Regions from separate parts of the Homo sapiens genome. Here region 1 is linked to region 2. A link is an interaction called in ENCODE POLR2A ChIA-PET data of the cell type or tissue named here. Cell type or tissue: B cell. All regions are shown on one strand. Links, peaks and the distances in the headings refer to the core of each region. The heading gives the core; the rest is flanking DNA.

Evidence for each region. Peaks named below come from ENCODE experiments on the same cell type or tissue, not always from the same donor. Only the 100,000 strongest peaks of a DNase experiment are listed, where the experiment ranks them.
Region 1: POLR2A ChIA-PET joins it to region 2 with 9 read pairs; 9 of 35 experiments call an interaction of 5 or more read pairs at or near these places.

The regions. Positions count from the first base shown.
Region 1 is chr2:39,522,570-39,526,968 of GRCh38, reverse strand. All of the region lies in intron 5 of MAP4K3-DT (MAP4K3 divergent transcript), which reads right to left. Among named protein-coding and RNA genes, the nearest start is that of MAP4K3-DT, 87 kb to the right of the region's middle. In B cell, for the core only: no CTCF peak of the experiment used is centred there; no DNase peak of the experiment used is centred there; H3K27ac peaks cover 599 bases.
Region 2 is chr2:39,423,204-39,427,602 of GRCh38, reverse strand. All of the region lies in intron 1 of MAP4K3 (mitogen-activated protein kinase kinase kinase kinase 3), which reads left to right. Among named protein-coding and RNA genes, the nearest start is that of MAP4K3, 12 kb to the left of the region's middle. In B cell, for the core only: no CTCF peak of the experiment used is centred there; no DNase peak of the experiment used is centred there.

The sequences.
Region 1 (4,399 bases), core at 83-4,082, 100 kb before region 2:
AAAAAGTACAGATTCAAAGAGGTTTAGGAAGCAAAATTGAATGTGAAGGGTAAGGCAGAGGGAAAGGTCATGGTGACTCCAAGTTCTGGCCTGCTTAACAATGCGGGTGACATAGGGAACAGCAAAAGGTTTTGGATTAATCAAGAGTTTGGTTTTGGCTATGTTGTGTTTTAGATGCATGTGAAACTTCCAGATGAAAGTATTAGGTAGGAAATTGGATACATGGATCTAAAGCTCAAAGAAGAGACCTGGGCTGGAGAAACATTTTTGCCATGAACGAAGTATAGAATAAGAAAAGAAGACGGCCAAGTGCAGTGGCTCACACCTATAATCCCAGCACTTTGGGAGGCTGAGGTGGGCAGATCACTTGAGGTCAGGAGTTTGAGAACAGCCTAGCCAACATGGTGAAACCCCATCTCTACTAAAAATATAAAAATTAGCCAGGCGTGGTGGCATGCACCTGTAATCCCAGCTACTCAGGAGGATGAGGCAGGAGAATCGCTTGAACCCAGGAGGCAGAGATTGCAGTGAGCCTGCACTCCAGCCTGGGTGACAGAGCCAGACTCCATATCAAAACAAACAAACAAAAAAAGACAAGACTATCTAGGACTGGGCCTTGAGTATTTTAATATGTATTGACCCGGGGAGCATAGGATAAGACTGCAAAAGAGATAGAAAATGAGCAGTCAGAGAAGATGAAGGTAAACAAAAGAGCCTTGCGTCACTGAAGACAAAAAAATACAGTGTTTCGAGGAGGAGGGACAGTCAACAGTGTTGACCACTGCTGAGATGTGAAGGAAGGTGAGTGACCCTGGCACAAGCTGTTTGTCGAGCTCATGAGGTAGGAGCCAGCCTGGCAGTGACCTAAGGAGTGAGCAGGAAGTAAAAAGAGTCAACAAGTATAGATGTTCTCTCTAGAAGTCTCTGTAAAGGGGAGAAGAGAATATGAAAGCTTGAGGGGAAGGTATGCTTGGGGTAGAGTTATCTCCACTCCCCCACCCCACCCGCCAGTGGGAGCCTTGTGTACACTTTAAATCTGGCAAACAGAATCCAGTTGAGGAGCAGAGATTAAACATGAAAACATAATGAGAGAGTGAGAGTGCAGTACATGGGCAAGGAACTGAAAAAGAATAGATGACAAAGGGGACTAGCCTTTTGGCTAGGGACATGAGGCAGGTAGAATTGCCTGGTCAAAAGGTGGTCACAAATGGTGAGAACTGTGTTGACATTATGCAAATACTGATGGAGAGTGAAGCAGTTGGGGTCAAAGACTCCGTGGTGCTCCCCAGGTTTAGGGTTCCGAGTGAAGTATTTGTGAGAAGTTGGTAAGGTATCACTAAAGAAATCCCAGCTCGGATATCTCAGAGATAAGGTCTCTGCCCAAAATAGAAATTGCAGCAGCCCCATGTGATTTCCCACAGACCTCTTCTGAGTTGAAATCCAGACCAGCCACTCTCTGAGGAAATGATATGAACCATGTTTCCTTATTCAAGGACACAAAATAACTTCCCCACACCATTCTATTTTGCAAATGAGGAAACTGAGCTGCATCTCTAGCTGGGGCTCATCTCACCCAGAATGAAGAATTTGGAGTTGGTTTCGGTCCAAGTTTCCAGTGTCTTCAAAAAGGTAGAATGCCCACATGGCATAAAGCCATTAACTGAGACACAGTGTCCTGAGACACCCACAATCCCTTGTGAAGTCACAGCAAGGAAGAAAATCTACTTTGTTTGAGTATCTTCTGGGTGCCAGGCTCTGTGTAGGTTGCTTTTGCAGACATTAGCTCATTTAATCCTCAAAATACTCTATGGCAACTGGATTTAAGCTTCTACCTAGGATGAGACAAATCAGCTTTGCTGCTTTGCTGGGAGCTCCAGCCTGCTGAATTTACCTCTCCACTGGCCTTCATGTATGGCCCCAGGCTAGCTGGGCCTGCCAGGCCCATGATGACGTAGGAATTAGAGTGTATGGCAGGACATTTCCCTGAGCTTTTCCACACTTCCCCAGCCAACCCAATGGCTGGCAAGGGCTTATATTTTTGTCTTCGCAACTTTTCTTCTCTCCAAGTTGTGTTCCAGACAAATATTTGTGGTCATTGCCCAATAATACCAAAATATACAAATATCATCTGACCATTTTTTAAAGGGGGTAGGAAGGGTTTACGGAGCACTTAACACAAATCTAATACGTTATTCTTTTTTAAGCCGACAACACTCACTCCCAGTCCCCAAACTCAAAACATTTCTCATCTCTCAGTTGACAGGGCCAGAGCAAGACACTGAGCAGGGCTTCAAGGAGGAGATGGATTTTCCAAGGAAGAGAAGTTAAATTATCCCTCTCTCCATGTCTCAACTGTATATTCAGTCTGTCCTGCCACTAGGGACCCTTAGGATCAACAGTTTTCTTGTCCCTAATTGCAATACCTCCTATGAGAATAAATCATTATTCAGCTTTGATATCCTGAATTCCTATAAATTTGTTTTGGCATGGTTTTTTTTTTTTTTTTCAGCTTTAGAATCAGTGATATGAAAAGCATTAGTAGAATGCTAAAACATGACCACAAAACTTATAAAAGTAGTCCCTAAACAACTTGTTCTTAAGAAGTAGTAGCTCCAACCCCAAAGAATCTACTCCTTCACAGGGCAAATGAACATGATGTGCCCCAGAGGGCCCTGAGGTTTGCTGAAGTGGGTCAGAGACTCAGAAGCCTGCTCCACTCCTATCAGAAGGAATTCCTACTTCCTTCCCTCTTCCATCTTCATAGTCTTTCCCAGCTTCTCCTCTCTCCACTCCCACACCTCCTCCGTCCATGGAAAAGTTGGAGAGCCTTTCTTCCCATGAGTTTACACCAGCCCGTCCCCAATTAACCTCAGTGATTAAGCAGTCATCAAAAATTGATTGAACACCAGCTACATGTGAGACTAGCTAAAACCCCTTTCATTACCTATCATCTGCCTAGCTCATTAAAAATGGGGAACACAGTACTTTGAAAACACAAACTGTAGCAATGCTGAATAATAATGATAACGAACCACAACCATTCAGTCTGGGTAGAAGGCAGATTTTACTGAGATGGATCAAATTACCTAAGGAGTACATTGTGTCTACTGAATAAAGTGAGTCAGCACCCATACATGTATGCTATTTGTAAAAGTGATAGTCTTCATTCAGCTGTTAAGTCACAACTGGCATTCAAAGTCTGTTTCTCAAACACAAAGCCCTTGAAAGATTTTCCTCTTTAATACACACCCAACATTGTCTTATTCACTGGAATAATTTAAAGTTATAGGCTCTTTTCCCAATGAGATCAAGTAGGAAAAAAAAATGTGAACTTATCATATGTTAAATTTATTCATTCATTTCTTCATTGAGCATGTGTTCCTGCCTGCTATGCCTAAGGCATTATGCCAGGCACTGAAATACCAGGGCAACTAAGACAGAGCCAGGCCCACGAGTTCCTCATAGTTTAGCAGGCATCCACACCAGTTATAGCAACAAAGTGTTACAGGTACCATGATAGAAATCTGCATAGTCACTACAGAAAGGGCCCAAAAAGCCAGAGCTGGGTTCAACCTGTGGAAGCTCAAACTGCACAGAAGAGATGAGAAAGAGTGGCTTGGCCAAAAATGCATGACATTTCAGATACATGTCCAAGCATCACTTTTCTATACGGTCTGTCATTAAGGGAGTAATGTGTCCAGATACAAAAGAATTTGTTATTTCTGGCAGTAATAAAAGGCATGCTTAGTAGCTATGGTATTGGCTCAATCAATATGTGTGAGATGTTTTTAATTGAGGTTGATGATTTTTATTTTCTTCTATAGAACAGTTCACAATCACTGACAAACATTTCTAGTTTTCAGCTAGCTTATCTACAAATAAAACAAAGCAGTGGTTCAACTCATTCTGCAACAATTTTCTAGCCCAGTGCCTACCAAATTTGCACATCCTAGAGCTGTGACTTCACTATTTAAGATATATCTGGTGAAATCTGAATAGGGTCTGATATGATTTGGATTTGTGTCCTCACCCAAATCTCACATTGGATTGTAATCCCCAGTGTTGGAGGAGGGGCTTGGTGGCAGGTAACTGGATCAATGGAGACAGACCTCCCCCTTGCTGTTCTCATGATAGTGAATGAGTGCTCACAAGATCTGGTTGTTTAAAAGTACGTAGCACCCCCACTTTGCTCTGTCTTCCCCCTTCTCCAGCCATGTAAGATGTGCCTGCTTCCCCTTCACCTTCTGCCATGATTAAAAGTTTCTCAAGGCCTCCACAGCGATGCTTCCTGTACAGCCTGCAGAACTGTGAGTCAATTAAGCTTCTTTACCCAGACTCAGGTAGTTCTTTATAGCAATGCAAGAATGGACTAATACAGAAAAAGAGTGGGATATTGTTA
Region 2 (4,399 bases), core at 228-4,227:
TTCTCTGTTCTCTTTCTGGTCAGTATGTGGATTTTAGAAGGCTTAATTTCATTCACTACCTTACTGTTTTGTGTTGTCTCTTACTTTGGTTCTACTGTTCTTAAATGTCCCAGTTTAGTTTTTATTATTGTTTTATACAGACAGTGCTTCTTTACATTTACGTGTAGGAGTTTTCAATTTCTTTGCTCACTGTTTCTTCTTGGCCTTATATTCCTTCATTCTGGGTTCAGATTTCTTTAATCTTGAAGCTGTATTTGGTAGGATTTTTTTTCTTTCTTTTAACTTTTCTTTTTAAGTGAGGAACTGTATAAGGTAAACTCAGTCTTCCTCCTCCCCCTCCTCATTGTCTTTATTTTGTCTTTACTTTTAAATCATAGTTTAGTGGGGTATAGAACTCTAAATTAACGGTTGTTTTTTTCTCAGCACTTTGAAGATCTTTTGTTGTCTTCTGGTTACCTGTTGTGCTGTGGAGAAGTCTGTTGTCAATATAATTATTGTTGCTTTTAGCTAATCTTACTTTTTCTTTCCTCCCTGTTTGACTTTTAAGATTTTTTTCTTTGATTCTGGTGTGTACAGTTTCACAGTGTTATGTGTGGATTTTAATAAAAATATTTACTGTTTTTCTTTAATCTGAAGAGTAGCGTATTTCCTCAGTCCTGGAAAATTGTAAACTGCAATATCTTTGATACCTTTCTTCCCCTATCTCTTTCTTGTTTCTCTTTAGAGCTCGTGTTGTATTCTTTAACTTTGTTATAGTTCTCCATGACTTCTCATGATTTTTCTCTTTATTCTGTGTCATGTATTATGGTTCTTATCTTTATTATCTTTAATTATGTCTGTCTAATCTGCTGTTTGAAACTTTCATTTTTTAAAAAAAGTTTGCTTTTTAAAAAATAATTTCAATTCACAGGATAATTGCAAAGAATGAGAGAATAATAAAAATAAAATAACTCTCATACATCCTTTCCAAGATTCACCGATGGCTAATACTTTACCACATTTATTCTCTGTATATATACATATTTTTTTTTTCTGAACCATTTGAGAGTAAGTTGCAGACATCAAACTCCTTTACCCATAAATACTTTGATGTGTATTCTCAAAATGAAAGACATTTACTTAAACTGCAATAAATTATCAAAATCAGGAAATTTAAATATTAAGACAATACTATTATTTGATCTACAGACCTTATTGAAATTTCAGGAGTCCCAGTAATGTCTATTATAGCATTTTCCCCCCAACTCCAGAAATCCAGGAGAATCATATGCTATTTTTAGTTTCTAAGACTCTTCAGTCTCTTAACCTAGAAGAGTTTTTCAGCCTTTGTCTTTTAGACACCAACATTTTTGAGTAGTACGCATCATTTATTTTGTAGAATGCCCCTCATTTGTTTAAATTCATGTTACACATTTTTTGACGGAAATTTATAGTGATGTGTATCCTCAGTGAATCGTATCAGGAAGAACATGATGTTGATTAGTCCCCTTATTAATGTTGATTTTGATTATTTGGTTAAGGTGGGTGTGCCAAGTTTCTTCACTATCAGATTATCTCTTCCTTTTCTAATTAATAAGTAAATTATGGGGAGATACTTTGAGACTATATAATATTTTGTTCCTCATCAAACCTGTACCCACTAATTTTAATATCCAAGTTGATTTCTACTTGAATTATTACTATAATGGTTCCCAAATAATGATTTTCTAACTCCGTTAATTTCTTCTACATGTATTGGTTGACATTCTACTGTGAAGAACTATTTTTGTTTATTTATTTTTTGGCTCATGGATTCTTCTTTTATTCATTGGGTTTTGATTCATCACTTTTATTTTGATGCTCAAACAATTTCAGATTTGGCCAGTTGGATTTTATCTTAGCTAGGACTGCCGTAACAACATACCACAGACCAGGTGGCTTAAATGACAGAAATTAATTTTCTCACAGTTCTGGAGGCTAGACATTCAAGATCAAGATGCCAGGTTTCTAGTGATGCTCTCTTTCTGGCTTGTAGATGGCCTTCTTACAGAGAGAGAGGGCATACTTTCTGGTGTCTCTTCTCATAAGGGCACTTATCCCATCCTGAGGCCTTCCCTACCTCAGGAACTCATCTAAACCCAGTTATCTCCAAAAAGCCCCATCTCCAGATGCTGCCACATTGAGGGTTAGGTCTTCAACATGTGGATTTTAGAGGGACACAGTTCAGTCCGTAGCAGATTGCATTGCTTTTTACATTTTATTAATTATATTCCTAGATATGTGTTATTCTTTTTCAAGTCTTTGTATTCTTGTTGCATACTTAATTGTTCTTAGTGCTTTCGGATTAGTCTATAATTTCAAATTTTGGGGGATTTCATCTTGCAGTTTGTTGCTTTGTTTTATGCTGACTCATGCCTGTGAATTTCTATGTTAATTTTGAATTCATCTACTTTTTTTCTGTAAGAATCTTTGTGGTTTAAATTGACAGCTGAGTGGAGGGGCTGGGGGGGTGGTGGGGAGTGGGTGGGAGACTGTGGCTGTCCTTCCAAAACAGTTTTGCTTTTGTTTCTTCCAGTAACCTCATGAGTCTTTTTGGTCTTGGATTTTTATTTTAATTTCTCAGTTTGGGATTCCCCACATCTTATAGATAATACAAACTTGAACCCCAAATCAAAAGAGCAATGACTCTTGGATTTGAATTCTTGGAGGACTGTTTTTCTTCTACCCAAACACAGACTTTGTTGTTATCCTCTTGTGCTTGTAGGTAACTTTTTTTTTTTTTTTTTTTTTTTTGAGTCAGGTTATAACTCTGTCACCCAGGCTGGTGTGCACTGGCACAATCAAGGCTCACTGCAGCCTCAACCTCCTGGGCTCAAGTGATTCTCTCACCTCAGCTTCCCAAGGTAGCTGGGACTACAGGTGTCCACCACCTTGCCCACCTAATATTTGTATTTTTTGTATAGACAAGGTCTCACTATGTTGCCTTGGCTGGTATCAAACTCCTGGGCTCAGGCAATCCTCCCACCTCAACCTCCTAAAGTGCTGGGATTACAGGCTTGAGCCACTGCGCCTGGCCTAACCCTTTTTTAAAAAAACTGTTTTTGCTTTACTGAAGGCACAGTCCCTTCCAGAGTCCTAGCATTATTCGGGGGTCTCCGTTCCAATGTGCTGTTTTGAGTGGGCCCACGACTGTTCACCTGTACTCAGATGGTTTTAAAATCCCCAAGCACCTAGATTGCAGAGATCCACTAGACTTCCTTCCTCCATCCCCTCCCACCTTGATTCTAATTCCCCTCCCCCCTGTTGGTGGAAATCTCAATTCTGGTTTTCCACTTTCCATCTTAATTCAGTGTGATACATTTGTTAAAATTGATGAACCAGGCCGGGCGCGATGGCTCACGCCTGTAATCCCAGCACTTTGGGAGGCCGAGGCGGGTGGATCACCTGAGGTCAGGAGTTCGAGACCAGCCTGGCCAACATGGTGAAACCCTGTCTCTACGAAAAATATAAAAATTAGCTGGGTGTGGTGGCACACATCTGTAATCCCAGCTACTCAGGAGGCTGAGGCAGGAGAATCGCTTGAACCTGGGAGGCGGAGGTTGCAGTGAGCTGAGATCGTGCCACTGCACTCCAGCCTGGGCAGCAGAGCGAGACTCCGTCTCAAAAAAAAAAATTGATGAACCAATACTGATACATTATTATTATGTTAATTAAAGTTCATAGTTTACATACATTAGGCATCACTCTGTGTTGCACATTTTCTGTGCTTTTGACAAATGTTTCCATCAGTATAGTATCATACAGAATAGTTTCACTGCCTTAAAAATTCCATTTTCTATCTATTCATCTTCCATTCTCCTCTGCCCAACTCCAGGCAGCCACTGATCTTTTTACTGTCTCTATAGTTTTGTCTTTTCCAGAATGTCATATAATTGGAATCATACAATATGTAGCCTTTTCAGACTGTCTTCTTTCCCTTAGCAATATGCATTTAAGTTTCTTCCATAACTTTTTGTGGCTCAATACCTCATTTTTTAAAAATTACTGAATAATATCTCATTGTATGTTTATACCACAGTTTATTCATTCACCTATTGAAGAACATCTTGGTTGTTTGCAGGTTTTGGCAATTATGAATAAAGCAGCTATAAATATCCATGTGTAGGTTTTTATATGGACATAAATTTTCAGCTCATTTGGGCAAATACCAAAGAGTGTGATTGCTGGATTGTGTGGTAAGACTGCTTTTAGCTCTATAAGAAACTGCCAAAATGCCTCCCAAAGTGACTGTAGCACTTTGCATTTCTAACAGCAATGAATGAGAGTTCCTGTTGCTCCACATCCCCACCAGCATTTGGTGGTGTAGTGTTTTGAATTTTGGCTATTCTAATAGGTGTGTAGTGCTACCGCATTGTTTTAA